2 separate regions of the Mus musculus genome follow, and region 2 is linked to region 1. The links are chromatin loops, found by intact Hi-C in ENCODE. Cell type or tissue: heart. All regions are shown on one strand.

Region 1 (8,000 bases):
TGATGGTGGCAGAGGATGCCTGCTTGTCTAGTGATTCCCTGGAGAAACCCTGAGATGAGGAAAGAGGGGAGGGGATGGAGTTTGGGGGAAGAGTGTGACCTTTGAATTCCACTCTTAATTCATACTCCTCAGCATATGACACATTATGGTAGTAGGATTTGGAAAATAAAATATATCGCAGTGGGCTTGAATAGTCCATCTCCCCAAGTTAAGTCCACACTCAGAACATAGGGGCATATATGTCTATCCTGAGCAGGACACAGAGGCACACATCTTTAATCACAGCACCTACCTAGGAGGCAGAAGCAGGTGGATCTCTGAGAGTTAAAGGCCAGCCTGCTCTACAAAGTGAATTCCAGACTGTCCAGGGCTACATTGTGATAATCTATCTTGAAACAAACAAACACACACACAAACAAACAAACAAGAGCATATCTTGATTTGTAATTGGGGGTCTTTGCATGGCAGGGAAGATGGATCAGTGGGGTAAAGGCACTTACCACCAACCCTGACGACAAGAGTTCAAATCCCAGGACAACACATGGTGGAAAGAGAGAACCGAGGCTCCTGTAGGTTGTCCTCTGACTTCCATACACACACACACACACACACACACACACACACACACACACTTCACGCTCTTTTTTTCCATTTTTTATTAGGTATTTAGCTCATTTACATTTCCAATGCTATACCAAAAGTCCCCCATACCCACCCACCCCCACTCCCCTACCCACCCACTCCCCCTTTTTGGCCCTGGCGTTCCCCTGTACTGGGGCATATAAAGTTTGCGTGTCCAATGGGCCTCTCTTTCCAGTGATGGCCGACTAGGCCATCTTTTGATACCGCTCTTTTTTTAATAAAAAAAAAAAAAGCTGGATGTGTGATAGACTCCGTTAAGGCCAGCACTTGGGAGAAGGAGACAATGTCAAGCAAATCTCTGTGAATTCAAGGTCAGCCAGGGCTAGTCTCAAAAAAAAAAAAAAAAAAAGAAAGAAGAAGAAGAAGAAGGAGAAGGAGAAGGAGAAGGAGAAGGAGAAGGAGAAGGAGAAGGAGAAGGAGAAGGAGAAGGAGAAGGAGAAGGAGAAGAAGAAGAAGAAGAAGAAGAAGAAGAAGAAGAAGAAGAAGAAGAAGAAGAAGAAGAAGAAGAAGAAGAAAGTCTTTGTAGGCATGTTTAACCCAGGGAAGACATCCTGGATTCCCAGGGAAGAATCTCAGTTCAATTACAAGTGTCTTGAGAGGGGCACACAGAAGACCGGGGAAGGCCTGGCAGTGCTGGGCTGGAACTCTAGGCTGTACAGACCCGGGAGTGTCTGGAATTCCTGGAAGGAGGGCTTAGAGGGAGGATTCTCCAGTGGGCTTGGAGATAGACGGTCAACCCTTCTGACACCTGGGTTTGGGATTTCTGGCTCAAGAACTTTACAGAATGAAATTTCGTTACTGCTAACTAGTTTGTGGCCATTGCTTTGGCCAGAGGAAAAACACAGTCACCTTCATTAAAACAGAGTACCGTTCTAAACCGCAGCTCAAAAGACACCTGTGCCATCCAGACTGAGACCAGGGGCAGCCTGGTCTTGGCAGGTAGAGAGAGGCGGGGGACCCCAGGCAGTGCGTGTCCTGCCTCCTGCCAGGCTTTTAGTCTGTGCAAGTTGGTGGCTGCCAGCATGGCTCTGTCCTGATGTTCTCAGCAGCCCCTTCCAGAGCAGGCTGGGGGCTTTTTTCCTTTCCATATAGCAGGGAGACACTGAGAACATCTTCAAGGAAGTTGGGAGGCCTGCTTGGGAGTACCAACACAGTTGGGCCTGGCTTCCTGGGCCAGATGCCTCCCTAAGGCTGACTTGGTCTCTTTGGCACCAATTCTTGCTGGAGCAGTCCGAAATGAGTCATGGTTGGGGGAGGGGAAGCCCAGAACCTTTCTGGGGTGGTGACATGTGGCTCGCTTCTGAGACTTTGCTGTGGGCTGAGCATCTGTGCCCCACCACCATTAACATTAACATCCTAACCAGAAGAGTGAGGTACTTGTCAGCAAGACTTGGGGAGGTGATGGGGTCACAAAGGGGGAACCTTGCACAGACTCATGTCCTGAAGGACCCTAAAGAACCCCCCTCTCACCTGTCCCATGAGGATTCCCTGGAGAGGGAGCTATCTGTGTCTCGAGGAGCACCAAGCTCTCAGGCCCCTCATCCTCTTCCTAAATGGCCTAGGGATGGCTGGGAGGGAAGAGGAGCCAAGGTCCCCACTGGTGCATGCAGGAGTCAGGACCCAGGATCCAGGACCCAGGACAGAGTCGAAGCTGTGTTAGGGCAGCTGATGGTTCTCAGGGTGCCATTGCTGCCGGTTGTGGCAAGCTTCTCAGCTCCTGCATCCTGTGACATTCACCTTTGCCAAGCCCCAACTGCCACAACAGCTGCCACAGACGTGGTGTGGACACCAACTCAGGCACGCTTCCGTTTTGCCACCTAGATCACCATCCAAGCTATACTCTCCTCCAAACCAGGGAGGCTGCTGTCCCCTGAGCCTCTGGCTTGGTGCTACACCTATAACCAGAGAAACGGGCCGCTGGCTGAGCCAGTCTGTTGGCTTTAGTCTCTAGCTCTGCTTGTACCCAGGCCCGTCTTCCTTCCTTCCTTCCATTCTTTCTTCCTTCCATTCTTTCTTTCTTTCTTTCTTTCTTTCTTTCTTTCTTTCTTTCTTTCTTTCTTTCTTTCTTCCTTCCTTCCTTCCTTCCTTCCTTCCTTCCTTCCTTCCTTCTTTCCTTCCTTCCTTTCTTTTTTATTTTATTAGACATTTTTTATTTGCATTTCAAATGTTATCCTCTTTCCTGGTCTCCCTCTAAAAACCCCCTCCCCTCATCCCTTCCCCCTCTCCTTGCTCACCAACCCTCCCACTCCCACTTCCCGGTCTTGGCATTCCCCTATACTGGGGCATAGAGCCTTCACAGGACCAAGGGACTCTCCCTCTCCTCCCATTGATATCCAACTAGACCACCCTGTGCTACATATGCAGCTAGAGCCATAAATCCCACCATGTGTACTCTTTGGTTGGTGGTTCCTATTTTCTTTATTCAGAAGAGGAACCAAGAACCCCAAACTACTGAGTGTGACCCTAGCTGTGGCTGCTTGAGCAGGGGTAGAAGGGAAAGCAGGCCTCAAGGAAGGAGCAGTCAGTTTTAACCCTGACAGTCCATATGGGAGGGTGTGGTGTGGTTCTTGGAGACAGTCCCCAGGGGCATCTCCAGAGATGGCCCAGATGCTTCCCTCCCAGCCTAGATGCATTCTTCATCTTCAAATGGCTGACATATCACAGGTTTTTGAGACCCGCTCAACTTGGCACAGGGCAGAAAGCTTTGCTCGCTTGCTGGAAATTTTTTTTTTCCTTTTTCTTGGGGGCTGGTTGGGTGAGTTATTTCTCATCCCTGTGTGTCCCCTGGGTGCCTGCCCAGTGCCTGTGGGATGTTTACCGCTCCCTGCGTTGGTTTCTGGGTGGCCAGGTGAGATCAGGGCTGTGGTGGAGAGCAAGGAGGGGGAGGGGTGAGCAGGAAGACTCATTTCCTGACTGACTGACAAGGCTGATAGCATCTCTCCCATCCCTTCCCCCGGGAACCTGCTTACAGAGGAGTTCAGCTCCAGTCATCGCAGCCGTCAAACGCACCTCTCTGTCCTGTGCAGATAAACTCATCACTCTGGAAGGCAGGCAGGCAGGCAGGGAGGCCCAGGCGTGGGTGTGCGGAGGGGCACAGACCCACTTCTTGTCCTCCACCTGGTGCCAGGAGGCTGGCATGTTGGAAGTGTAGAGGGGAGCTTCTCTCCCCTCTGCTTTCCCTCACAAAAGACTAAGCAGGATGGCTGAGGAGGGGTCTCCCAACCCTCAGAGGGGAGTGTAGGTGAATGGAGAAACATCCCATCACTCCAGGCAAAGAGACAGAGGCCTTTCTCTGAATCCAGGGCCAAGGGTCCAGATCAGTCCCTGAAATGCCCGTCTATATACCCCAGCTGCAAGATGTACCTATCATAAAGACCAAACCCTTTTAACCCTTTTGAAGCCATAGATGCCATTGAGATGTGACTCTCTCCCTGCCCAAAAAGCTCAGGTTGAGAAGACTATCGGCTTCCGGTCTGGATGCGCATGCATGCAGTGTATATGCGAACTGAAGGCATGCGGCAATATTGTCTCACAGCCTGGGTAGGCATCTCAGGCTGATAGGGCATAGCTGAGAGATCCACGTGGCTCACATCCAGTAGCCCTGGCTTTGTGTACACAGGCGTGTGCCATCATAAGACATACCCAAACTTACTCCTAGCGGCTCCACTGCTACTTTATGGGGCTGAGGGCAACTGTTGCCCTTCTGAAACTGTGGACACACAAGTATGCAGAATGAGGAGCCCTCTGTGAAAGCAAAACCCAAGCTGGTATGTGGATTGTCACCCTCCTGGGCATGTCTCAGCCTGGGCTTCTCCTGCCTTGCCCTAAATTCTAGATGACATTATCTGAGGTGACTGGACATGTTGGAAAACCCCATGTCCTCTGCAGCTGGAACCTGTCCCTATCCTGTGTGTCACTTCTAAATACTTTGTGAAGGGACGGCCCTGGAAATAGGTACTGGATACTTGCCTAGGCCATTGTTCTGGTCTATCTGGCTAGTGGCCTGAAGGCAGGCAGGCAGCAAAGCAGAGGGATCAGGGGGCTCCTCCCACCCACGTGGGCAAGTTTGACCTAGATCTATTACCTCAGCTGTGCTCCTTACTATGCACAGTCCTGGGGCTGTGGGGTCACCAGGGCATGGCTGAGGTCACACTATCACCCTTTAGGCTAACACACACACACACACACACACACACACACACACACACACACACCCCGAGTCAGTAATGCTGATGGAACAACGAAATGAGGATGTGTGTGTAGCCAAGACCTGAAGGCAGAGATAGGCTCGCTTGCTTGCTTGCCTTCCTTCCTTCTTTCTTTCTTTCTTTCTTTCTTTCTTTCTTTCTTTCTTTCTTTCTTTCTTTCTTTCTTTCTCTCTCTCTCTCTCTCTCTCTCTCTTTCTTTCTTTCTTTCTTTCTTCTTTCCTTCCTTCCTTCCTTCCTTCCTTCCTTCCTTCCTTCTTTCTTTCTCTCTCTCTCTCTCTCTCTCTCTCTCTCTCCCTCTCTCCTTCTCTCCATCTCCCCCACCCCCACCTCCACTTCTACCGCCCCTCACTATGTGTGTGTGTCTGTATGTATGTGCATATCTAAGTCCACACTTGTGGCTTCATGTGTATGTGCATGTGTGTATGTGTGTAAGTGCACATGTAAATCCAGGCTTGTGTCTTCACTTTAGGTGAAAGATGCATTTGAACACTGGAGAAAACTGTTCCTTCCTATTGGAACCTGAAATCACATGCAGTGCTACAGCTGCCTCGGTGAGGGGGGGGGGGAGCTGGAGGACACATGGAGACTTCTGGGAGGAGGTGGCACTTTCTGTGTCCCTCAGGGGTGGCCAAGGAGTGTTGCTCCAACCTAGCCACTAAGTGGTCATCTTTGTTTAACCACAAGCCTGCCGGCTTCATTTTCAGCCTGGCACAATCATGAGCCTCCTCATTCTTGGCCTTGCGGGTACGCGTGAGCAGCTGTGACAGAAGCCCTTGGGTGGGCCTCTGGGTGTGATAGGGAGGTTCCTTCCCTTAGGGTGCTCAGGGGTGCATGTTGAAGTCACGCTTGCGGGTTTCTGCCTGATCCAGTCTCCTTGCCAGTTTTCATAGGCCCCAACAAAATGAGAGGGAACATTATGCATAGAACCCCCCCCCCCCCCATGTAATGCGTATACTCCTCAATAATGCAGGTTCTTGCCCCACTCACTATAGGGCACCTTTGACCAGCTTCCGGTTCTGGGGAGAATGACTATTGACTATATATGGATGTGGGTGTAGTGGTGGGCAGAAGAAACGGTTTGCAAAAACTTGGTGTGACGCTCATGGGCTACCACATACGAATGCAAATGTCTGCCCTCTACGTGGTAGCATGTAACCCCCCTGTAGGCTTGGGCAAGAAATAGAGAAGACAGGAGGTCTACCTTTGGAGTCCATCTAAATCCCCTATACCACAGCCAGGGGTGGTCTGTCCCTCAGGGGGTTGCAGGACCCCAGGCAGCAATATGCTGGGCTTGGCTGGAATCCTGGTGTGGGACAGGAAGTTAGCCAGCCTCATATCCAGAACAGACTGCAGGAGTGTAGCAGGAGTCTGAGGAGGCCCTCCCTACTTTGGCTTCTAGTGCTAAATGTGTGTTTATTTTGGTCCTTCTATGTGACATGGAAACACATATGCTTACTCGCCATTGCTCTTTCTGCCCTTGAGCAGTTGGACATGGTGCCAAGGTGGCTACGGCCTGGCCATCATGACAGTCTCTCTTTCCAGCTCCATTTCCAGTTTCCCGAAGAGAAGGCCCCCTGGCTTCTACAGCACAGGGTCAAGGCACGGAGGGGTGAAGATTATCTTATGCCAGGCTCCCAGGAAACGTGGGTTTCCTGATAGCTCAGATGTGATCTTAAAAGCCAGAGCTCAATGAACAGCGAGCGACTAAAGCACTTGGAATTCCTTCATTCAAACACACTATCAAAGGTACAGATTGTTATGCCTGGCTCCAGGAGGATCAAGGGGGAAGAGAGCCCTGTACTCACAGGGGCGCCTTCTACTGACCCCATGGCACAGCTAGGCAGGCATTCTGGTCTCATTGTGCAGTTAAGAAAATTGAGGTACAGAAAGGACCCATGCTCTGCTAAGGACTGCTCGCTGTGGTTTGCGTCCATGTCCGCCTCAGTTTCTGCCTCTGTATCGCTGCGAAGTCAAGATTGGAGGAGCTCAGTTTCCCTCCCGCCTGTGCTCAGCCCAGCAGCTGGAACATGGACGGACATCTTCCTACAGGACAGACGTGAGCAGTGCTGGAAGAAAGGGCAGGAGTGGCCTAAGAGGAGTTCAGGAGAGGGCAGGGCTGTTTCGTGGCACTGCTGGAGGTCTTGTTCATTGGAGAGCCAAACTCTGTGGCTTAGAGCAGGTTCTTTTCCCCTTCAATTGCCAACACAACTCCCTAGGACATTCATTCCTCATAGTGTCCTTTATCATAGAGTAGCGCAGAGGACCCAGCTTCACTCTTTGTTAGAATCCCAGACCTAGGGACAGGAGCTGTCTTCCCAAAGCTGTCTGCTTAGGACCTCTGCTTTCCTTCTCCAGTCCCTGGCTCTTATCCCTGTGCCCAGGTTCAGCAGTGTTTCATCCTTTTATCTGGCTGGGAAGGGGTGGAGGCGGTGGTGGGGGTTATTCTTGTCACCAGCAGAATGAGTGTGCAAAAGTCAGCAGATGCCGTGAGAACGTCAGTTGGGTGCGGGGGCTGGAGGGGTGTGTTTCCTGAGGGCTTGGGAGGTTCCTAGGTGAACCCCCCCCTTAAGCTGTGAAGAATGTGAAGAGAGAACAGCTGTATGTGCCTGAGGGATGGTTAAGGTGGAGGCTGGGGAGGGGAAGCGTCAGGGGAGGGGGGAAAGAGGGTCCTGAAAGGGAAGACACCCCAGCCCTGTTCTGAGGTCACACAGATGGTGGCAGAGTCTGGGTTAAGCCAGAGTGGGAATCTCTGCAGAGCTGTCCTGCTGCCTGAGTGGTGGCACCTCCAAGTCAGTGGGCTTGGCTAACCCTGTACAAGAAATGACAGCCCAGCCAGCCAGGAGCTCAGATGGTAGCCCTAGGATCCTTTCTTTCTTCTTCTTCTTCTTCTTCTTTTTTTAATCTTTGGTTTTTCAATACAGGGTTTCTCTGTGTAGCCCTGGCTGTCCTGGAACTCACTCTGTAGACCAGGCTGGCTTCGAACTCAGAAATCCACCTGCTGCTGCCTCCCAAGTGCTGGGATTAAAGGCGTGTGCCACCACCGCCTGGCTTAGGATCCTTTTCTAACCATCTTTGAGTACCCATGCCCATACCACTCTTGGCCACTGCCCGTCTTGCCCACCAAGGCAGCTCGGTGGCAACTCTGCCTTT
Region 2 (8,000 bases), 130 kb after region 1:
CAAGGCGGTCTGAGCAGTGTGACAGCTAAGGGACAGATGGACAGGGAGGAAGTTCAGTGGGAGGACATTTATGCAAACAGTAGCATGTCTCTGCTCCTGGGTGTCTTAAACACTGTGTGAGTTAAATCTGGCTTCCCAGTCCAACGTGGGATTGGAGGATTCTGTTGGCTGCCAAGTGAAACCGTGATATCTTTTCTTGGTAACTGGGCTTGGGCAAGGGGCTCTCAGGCTTCATACAGCAGCTGTGCTTAGGGTCATAAAGTCTGGAAAAGTCCTGGTGTAGGAGGAAACACCCTAATCTAAAAATTACCGCTGGCATTTACTCTGGTCAGGAAAGATGAGAGGGATTGCCTAAGTTGGTAGGAATGGAATAGGAGAGGACTTGACTCTCACGGTCTCTTAAAATATTTTATTAGACTGTTCTTTCCTTCAAGACACCCCAAATCTGCTTAATATGCCCAGTTCTTAATCGGACGAATCAATGATAGTTGTGTTCCATCCTCCTGCTCTGTGAAACAGGCTTCCTTCCCCCACCCCCTTATCCTCACAGGTCTCTCATTCTTGACACACACATTCTCCAAGACCCTTTCTTATCTGTGGGACCTTCCTTCCCCACAGGAAAGGCAGTGGGGGTTGGCAAGAGCGTTGCTGCATTTCTACCAAGACTTGGAGCTGCCCTATTAGTTTCTTTTTGGTCATTTTGGTGCCTGGCTTTGAGTGTTTTTCTGAACCCCAGTTTTTGCTTCTCATAAACTAGGACCACCCACTCACATGGGGAAACTGAATCGCATGGTTACCATAACTACAAGTTTCCCTTCCAGCCACAGGGGCATCATTCTTGCTTCCAAGAAACCATTAGCCGAGATCCTTCCTGCCCTGTGAGAAGATGATGAGGGTCATTTTGGCCATGCCCCTGCATCCAGGCAATATTCCAAGCACAGGAACAGAACAGGAACGAATTGAGCCTCTCTCTACCAATTTTCCTCCTCTTTCCTGGTTTCCCACAAAAAAATGAAACAACAACAACAACAACAAAAAAACTTCTTCTTCTTCTTTTTTTTTTTTTTTTTTTTTTTTTTAGAAAAAGGAGGACGTTCAAATGGGAACGAAAGAGTTCAAAATAACCCTCGGTTCTTAAATCACGTCAATTTGATTGTTTCTTCCAACACCCACACATCAGCTTTGACCAGACATCCACCTACCAGTACTTATGCAAAGATACTGGCAGCTGATGATAATCCAAGCAGCAGCATCTCAGCTCTCCAAGTGGCTTTGTTACCAACCCCTCTCTGCTCCTTGTGTCCCTGGAGTTGGCTCCTGTTTGAGGAGGGTCCTAATGCCCTCAGAAGGGGCATCAGCTGCTACCGCTCAGCACCTTCACCCCCCCTTACAAGCAAGACAGTGCACACATCTGTCCCACACCCCACCACAGCGGTTAATATTGTGGTGGTTTTGCTCATTTTGGATTGCGTCATCTCAAGGGTGATTATTAATAGATATTCAGAGTCCTGGGTCAGTGATGATAGACAGAGGATCTGGAAAAAGCCAAAGAACAGGGAGCCTTGCTAAGGGGAAGAGAAGGCATCTGTGTGAAGTCTAGGTACACTGTGCTGTACTAATGGTGGGGAAGAAAGTCACAACAGGAGAGAGACCTGCTCTGCAGGCTGCCAGCAGAGTGGACATGGCCAAGCCCCTGAAGAACAACTGACAACCTGCAGGGTTGTGAGGTAAGGAATTGCCTCACCTAATTCAGGTAAGCTGTGGGTTGCCAACTCGCCAAGGGAAAATAGGCCCCAGAAACCCTGCTGATTACAGTCACAACATTTGTTCCCAGGCACTGTGGGATCCCCACGTTATCAGGGTCATTATCAGGGGTCATTTCATTCATCCACCTGCCTCTGAGCACAGTTGCAGATAAAGAAGTCTGAAGAGCCAGTTTCAAGGGACAAGTGCTCTTTCTTCTAGAGTTCTCTGCACAAGAACAAGGACCATTTCCTACAGTCAAATGCTACAGTGCTGGCAGCCCCGGCCCCAGCCCCTGCTCTGGAAACCCTCCCTAGAGTGTCGTCCTGCAGATTAACCAGAAGAGCCCGGTCAGGTGGTCTGAACAGACAGGATGGTGATGCTTAGTGAGGGACCTCATGATGGCTCCTTCTCCTCACTTGGGCTGCTCACTGGCTCTGCTCCCAGGATGTCCCACAGGAAGACTCTAACCAGCTCTCAGCCACTTGTCAGTGTAGGGCCCCTGAGCCCTCAAAGCTCCTTGAAAGGGTCACTCAGGCTGCTTACTCCAAGACAAAGAGGCCACTTATGGGTCTTACAGACCAACCACTGGCTTGGGGGACAAATCCAGTATCTCTTGTCACCTGTCCCTGCAGTGGTCCAAGAGTCTCCACTTCACATACCTACTCCTAGCGGCAGTTTTGCAGGAGGCCAGGGGAACAGAACTGAGTTCACCAGGCAGGAAGAGAAGAAAGTGACCAAAAAAAAAAAAAAAATCATTAGGAAAGGCCCTTGGGGAATATTAGGCAAAGGCACCCAGGGCAGATGAAGAACAACCCTGCATTTAGAACCCAAGACTACTGAGCTGTGCTGTTGCCTTCTAGAGTCTGGGATAGTGTGGCTGGGGTAAGGAAGGGCCCGGAGGTAAAATGAAAGCTGAAGACGGAGGAGGGTGACATAGGGGAGAGGCAAGGTGCCAGACAATCTATTTCAGAGCAGGACTGATGCCCAGGAAGAAGAGACACCCAAATAAACTGAGACTCAAATTAGGGATGGATTGCATTAGGATCTGTTGGTGGCTTATTCTCTCCAGCTTTGTTTGGCTTGAGAATTTATTATCTTATCGTTGTTATTGAGACAAGGGTTCACTGTGTTGCCGAGGCTCCTCTCTGGTCCCTCCACAGACGTGCACTACCACAACCAATTACAATGTTTGTTTGTTTGTTTTTAAATTTTTACATTATATCAGCATGCACACATTCTTATAGTCATTCAAATCACGCAGCCCTTCCCTTTCCCAGTTTTAGGTCCTTCCTGGAAGGAAATAACACTAACTGATTTATCATGTAGATAGACGTGTGGGCAGAGAGAGATGATGGATAGACAGATACACGGAGAGGTAGAACATATTCGTGTGGCTAGCATTCAGTTCGCAATAGTCCTTGGTGTGCTTCCAATTCCATTATGGAGAGATCCACTCGTTCATTTAATTGTTATGTGGAGCTTCATCCTCAAAGGGCACCATGGCTTCTGCAAACTTACTGATGGCTATTTATCTTATTATGTTGGTTTTATTTATTGTGTTGCAAAAAGCATCTTTCCCCACAACTCTGGCAGACTTTACAATGAGTTTATGAGTAACTGGGGGAAGGGGGACGGTGGCACAGGAGTCTCTTGGGATCTTTGGGACCGTCCTAGATTAGAGAGATACTGGGCTAAGGTGAAAATAGATCACTGCATGGTTTCCAGAAGACCCCAGGGCTAGGAGCTTGTCCTTGCTGAGTTTGTCCTTATGGCCTCCCATGGCACTGCTAGTCACAGCTACCCATGAAGGTCTTGCAGGAAAAAAACCGCAAAGTGCATGCTGGCCAGATCCAGGCAGTTAAAACCAGACCTGGCACTGGCACACATGCCTGATAATAATCCTCTCTTTGGACCGATTTCCTGCAGACTCTATCCCTCCCGAAAATGATCACAAGCAGTATTCATGCAGCGGCCCCGGGGGAGGGACAGGTGCTATTTTGAGCTGTTTTCAGTAATTGGTAAATGCGGGGAATGCGTGGGAGGAAGGCACAGGGGCCTTTCTGGATGCAGCGCTGACGTCATGGGTGAGTTTTCAGAGATGCGGCTTCCTGTGTGGCTTGGGGAAACGAGGCTTCCCTGGTCACGTGACCCTGAGACACTTAGGCAGCAGGTGACTCCTTTGTTCTCCAGCCCTAGGACATCCCGGACTGTGTTCTCAGCCCGAAGTTACAGAAAAGACACAAGCAGCCTACCAAGGGCCCAGGAGAGCAGCCTTGAGGTGTCTATCACGGAGAGAAACTTTATGTAGTCCCCCTCCTTCTCCTGCCCTCATCTGCTTATTGGCTGAGCCGTTCCAACAGTGTCTGAGACTCCGGGGCATAATTCTGCCTCTCTCTTCAGCACCTAACACCGTTCCTTGTTTGCCTGGGTTTTGTCAACCTGACACAAATCTAAACACATCAGAAAGGGAAAAACTTAATTGAGAAATGCCTCTATCAGATGGACCTGTAGGCAAGTCTGTGGCACATGTTCCTGATTAATGATTAATGTGGGAGGGTTCAGCCCACTGTGGTTGGTGCCACTCCTGGGCAGGTGGTCCTGGGTATACAAGAAACCAAATGGAGCAAGCCACCAGGAGGAAGCCAGTAGGCAGCATTCCCTATGGCTTCTCCGTTAGTTCCTACCTCCAAGTTCCTGCCTTGAGTTCCCGCCCTGACTTCCTTCAAGGATGGACTGTGATGTGGATGTGTAAGGGTGGGGAGGACCCCTTCCTCTCCAAGTTGCTTTTGGTCATGGTGTTTATCACACCAATAGAAAGCTAATTAAGATAACCCTCTGACAGATAACATGTGCTCCCCCAGAACATAACAGTGATGGTTCAACAAGATGAAGCCCAGTGACTGTGGTAAATACTTCCAAGATGATGGCGTTATTATCAATTTTCACATCAGGTGGCAAGGCTCTCCTTTGCTATGTCTTCCACCAGCTTTTGAGGGTTTTTTGTTTGTTTGTTTTTTTCCAGAGACAAGACCTGTATTCTTTGCAGACTGATCAATGCAAGGCCTCACAATAGGCAGAAGGGTATGAGGCTGGAAGATTATATATAAAGGGTTCAATTTGTATCTCCTTCCCTCAAGTGCTGGAGGCTGTTCTCTGTCCTTGGTCTAGGCAGGCCACCAGAATATTCTGAGCAGTGGGAGGCCATGGAGGTGACGCTGTGTGACCTCCAAACCCAGGACTTAAGAGACTTTTGTGTTCTTCCTCTTGGTTTCTTACAGCTGTGTAAGGAAGTCCAGAGCTGTTCCCCACCTCACAGCTGAGAGAGGTCTTTGGACTTATGACAGTCACCTCAGTTACCCATTACTCCAGGCCTAGGGGCTTGGAGAGATGGCTCAGTGGCTAAGAGCACTGACTGCTCTTCCAGAGGACCTGAGTTCAATTCCCAGTAACCACATGGTGGCTCACAACCATCTGTAATGGGATCTGATGCCCTCTTCTGGTGTGTCTGAAGGCAGCTATTGTATACTCATATACATAAAATAAACAAATCTTTTTAAAAAATGAGAGAAACTGGGTCCCAGCTCACCCACTGATGACAGCTGTGAAGGTGACCTCTAAACCCTGCCTCAGTGGCAGAATCCACAGAAAATGGATGGTTGCTATTTCAGCCATCAAATCTTAGGGTATGAATTTTTTCTTCTTCTTTCCTTCATCATCAGATAAATGAGACCAGGAGATTGGGAACAAGTCATCTCAGAGTCCCTAAGAGACAAAAGAAGGAAATGTAAGCCCGACCAGAGTAGACTTTTCTCTGTAGAGTTTCAGACAGAAGGACTGTCTGGGTACAAAGAAAGGGCCATCACTAGTCTGGGGACAGGGCCTCCTGAAGAGAGATGGCTTGGGAAGGCTGAGAAGTTTCTCAGATGATGCTATCAGCCAAGGACCACAAGGAAGAAAACACTGGGTGGACAGGGCCCCATGCTGTGCTCAGATAATAAAGGGACAGAAGAGGAAAAGACATTGTCCCTCAAACCTAAGCCTGACATAGCATGGCTGAAGAGTACCACTGACTGCGCGCAGTCCACACTGAGCTGGGAATTACAGGGATAATGAAGAGAGCAAACTCGGAACTTGACGTGGAGCAAGAGAAGAGGTGATTGCATTCTCTAGGGTCAGCACTGGGAGGCTGAGGGAGGAAGGCCGGAGGGAAAGCCGACTCTCCTTTATTTGCTTCTCGTCAGTGAAAACACCCCAAGTCTGAAGGAAGGGGATGACAACAGGACTAAAAGCTGAAGGCTGTTTAAGACAAGGCCGGGTGGTACACATGGCTGTGTTCCGGCATTTTCAATTCCCAGCCAAATTGTCTTTCATCACCGAGCTTCACACAAGACATGGACACAGTGGGCACCCCATTACTCACTGCGATGACATGCTTCTCAGGGGTGTCCATCTGCCTGCTTCAAGATCCCCCAGAAATGCTTGGCAAGAGCATGGATTCCTGCCCACAGTCTCCCCAACTCCCTGCCCAACTGATAATACAAGGCTCTGAGGCTGGGGGTGAGATTGAACATATTTAGCAAACACAGGGACACTGTTTTCTTTCATCTCCATGACAATCTTTTGGGTTGAGTACTCCTGATCTGAAATTTTGGAGACCAGAGTACTTCCCGGTTTGATTCTTGAAGATTTGGAAGTGTCTGTAGGTACGTTAGAGCATCTTTAATCTGAAAACCAGAAATCTGAGTCAGAACAGTTAAAAGACTTCAGAGTTTGGAGCATTTCAGCTCCTCGGGGATTAGAGCTGTGTAAGTGGTACTGACTCTCTTTTAAAGACAAGAAAGCTGACACCCATCGAGCTTAACTAAGGGAAACCAGGAGAGCTGGGACTAGAACATGAGTATCTCAGCCAGACAGGCCCCATTCCTGTCAGGTAGGCTCCGCCGCTACTTGTCCACTGTGAATGAGCCCCATAGGCTTGCCCCTGCATGCTTACCTATACAGTCATTCTCAAGAATTCTGTTAGTGGGTGGAGTGTGTGCTTAAGCTTGAGAAATAAAGGAAGACTTTAGATTCTGTTATCCTTGGAAAAGCCACAATACAGGGAAACGGCTATAGTCACTAAGAGCTCTAAGAAGCAGCATGGCTCCACTTGGCATGCACCAAGTCCAAACGGGCTCACTAACCTTACTAAGAGCAAGGTTAGACCAGAACATGGAAGGAATGCCTAATATTTCCCAACATCCATTCCACCGAATAGACACTGGCGATTGGCTCAATTTGCTAGCAGGTTGAGCGAACTGGACCAATGAGTTAAAGAGACACATTCCATCTCCACAGATAGAAACAAGGAAGTCTATTGTCACAATTGATAGATGCATGCTGAACCCGAGGGACTCAGGCTTCAGATAATGCTACTGTTATGATACACATGAGCTGGGTAGAGCCCCAGTCTTGAATGACGTCACTTCGCTAATGTGTTGACCAATTTGAATCCATATCCTTCTTTGGGAATCTTGTTATGGGAAACCGTCAGATTCCTTATTAGTTAAACAAATCCTTAAAAAGTCAGGCTTTTCCTGAACTACTGAAAAACTGTATCATATGTTTCTAGGGAAATGCCCTAGACGCAATGCATTTCAATTTTTAAAAATTGACTACAGACTTAAAGATAGTCTTGCTAGGCTTGAATAATGTCACTAGACACAGTCGTAGCAGGAGGTCCCAAGCTGACCATAGCCAGGAGATTCGGACAGTTAGGTGCACATTCAAAAGATCGGCTGTTTGTACATTTAAGAAGCCTCCTATACCAGTTTCCTGGGATTGGTGTGGACATCGCCTGAAGCACCTTACTGTGTTTGTGTATTCCTTAGCCTCAGCCCACATTTGGCACATGCTCCCTTTGGCTGCTGACGGTGTAAACTCACTGCCAATGCGACTGCACTTTTGCCTGGTCAGTGGGCCAAAGGTTCTTAGCTTTGGCATCTCTCCTATCACAGTCTCCTCCTGCATCAGAAGTGAGATTTGCCCTCTGAAGTGGACTCCTGGCACGTCTTTGGGCTGAGTCCAAACCCACAGTCGTGGCTGGCATTTGACACTGAATCAGAGCCGTGCTTTGGGGGTCAATGTCACCAGATAGGTGGTCTCCCTTATCGATGGGACAGACTTGGCCCCCCGAATCTTGGCCTGACTTTGATCACTACCCGGCTGAGAAAGCCTGCTCAGCCAATTTGCTAATGTCTCAAAGCTGCTAGGCT

The links. A loop is a pair of places that touch in the nucleus more often than their neighbours do. Peaks named below come from ENCODE experiments on the same cell type or tissue, not always from the same donor. Only the 100,000 strongest peaks of a DNase experiment are listed, where the experiment ranks them.
Region 2: a loop joins it to region 1, with 2.0 times the contacts of the local background. A loop is called at or near these places in 3 of 42 quality-filtered maps.

The regions. Positions count from the first base shown.
Region 1 is chr9:43,670,083-43,678,082 of GRCm38, reverse strand. No RefSeq gene overlaps it. Among named protein-coding and RNA genes, the nearest start is that of Gm29961, 29 kb to the right of the region's middle. In heart, no CTCF peak of the experiment used is centred here; a DNase peak (open chromatin) is centred at 4,612; H3K27me3 peaks cover 1,549 bases.
Region 2 is chr9:43,541,133-43,549,132 of GRCm38, reverse strand. No RefSeq gene overlaps it. Among named protein-coding and RNA genes, the nearest start is that of Gm36855, 24 kb to the right of the region's middle. In heart, no CTCF peak of the experiment used is centred here; DNase peaks (open chromatin) are centred at 3,852 and 7,672.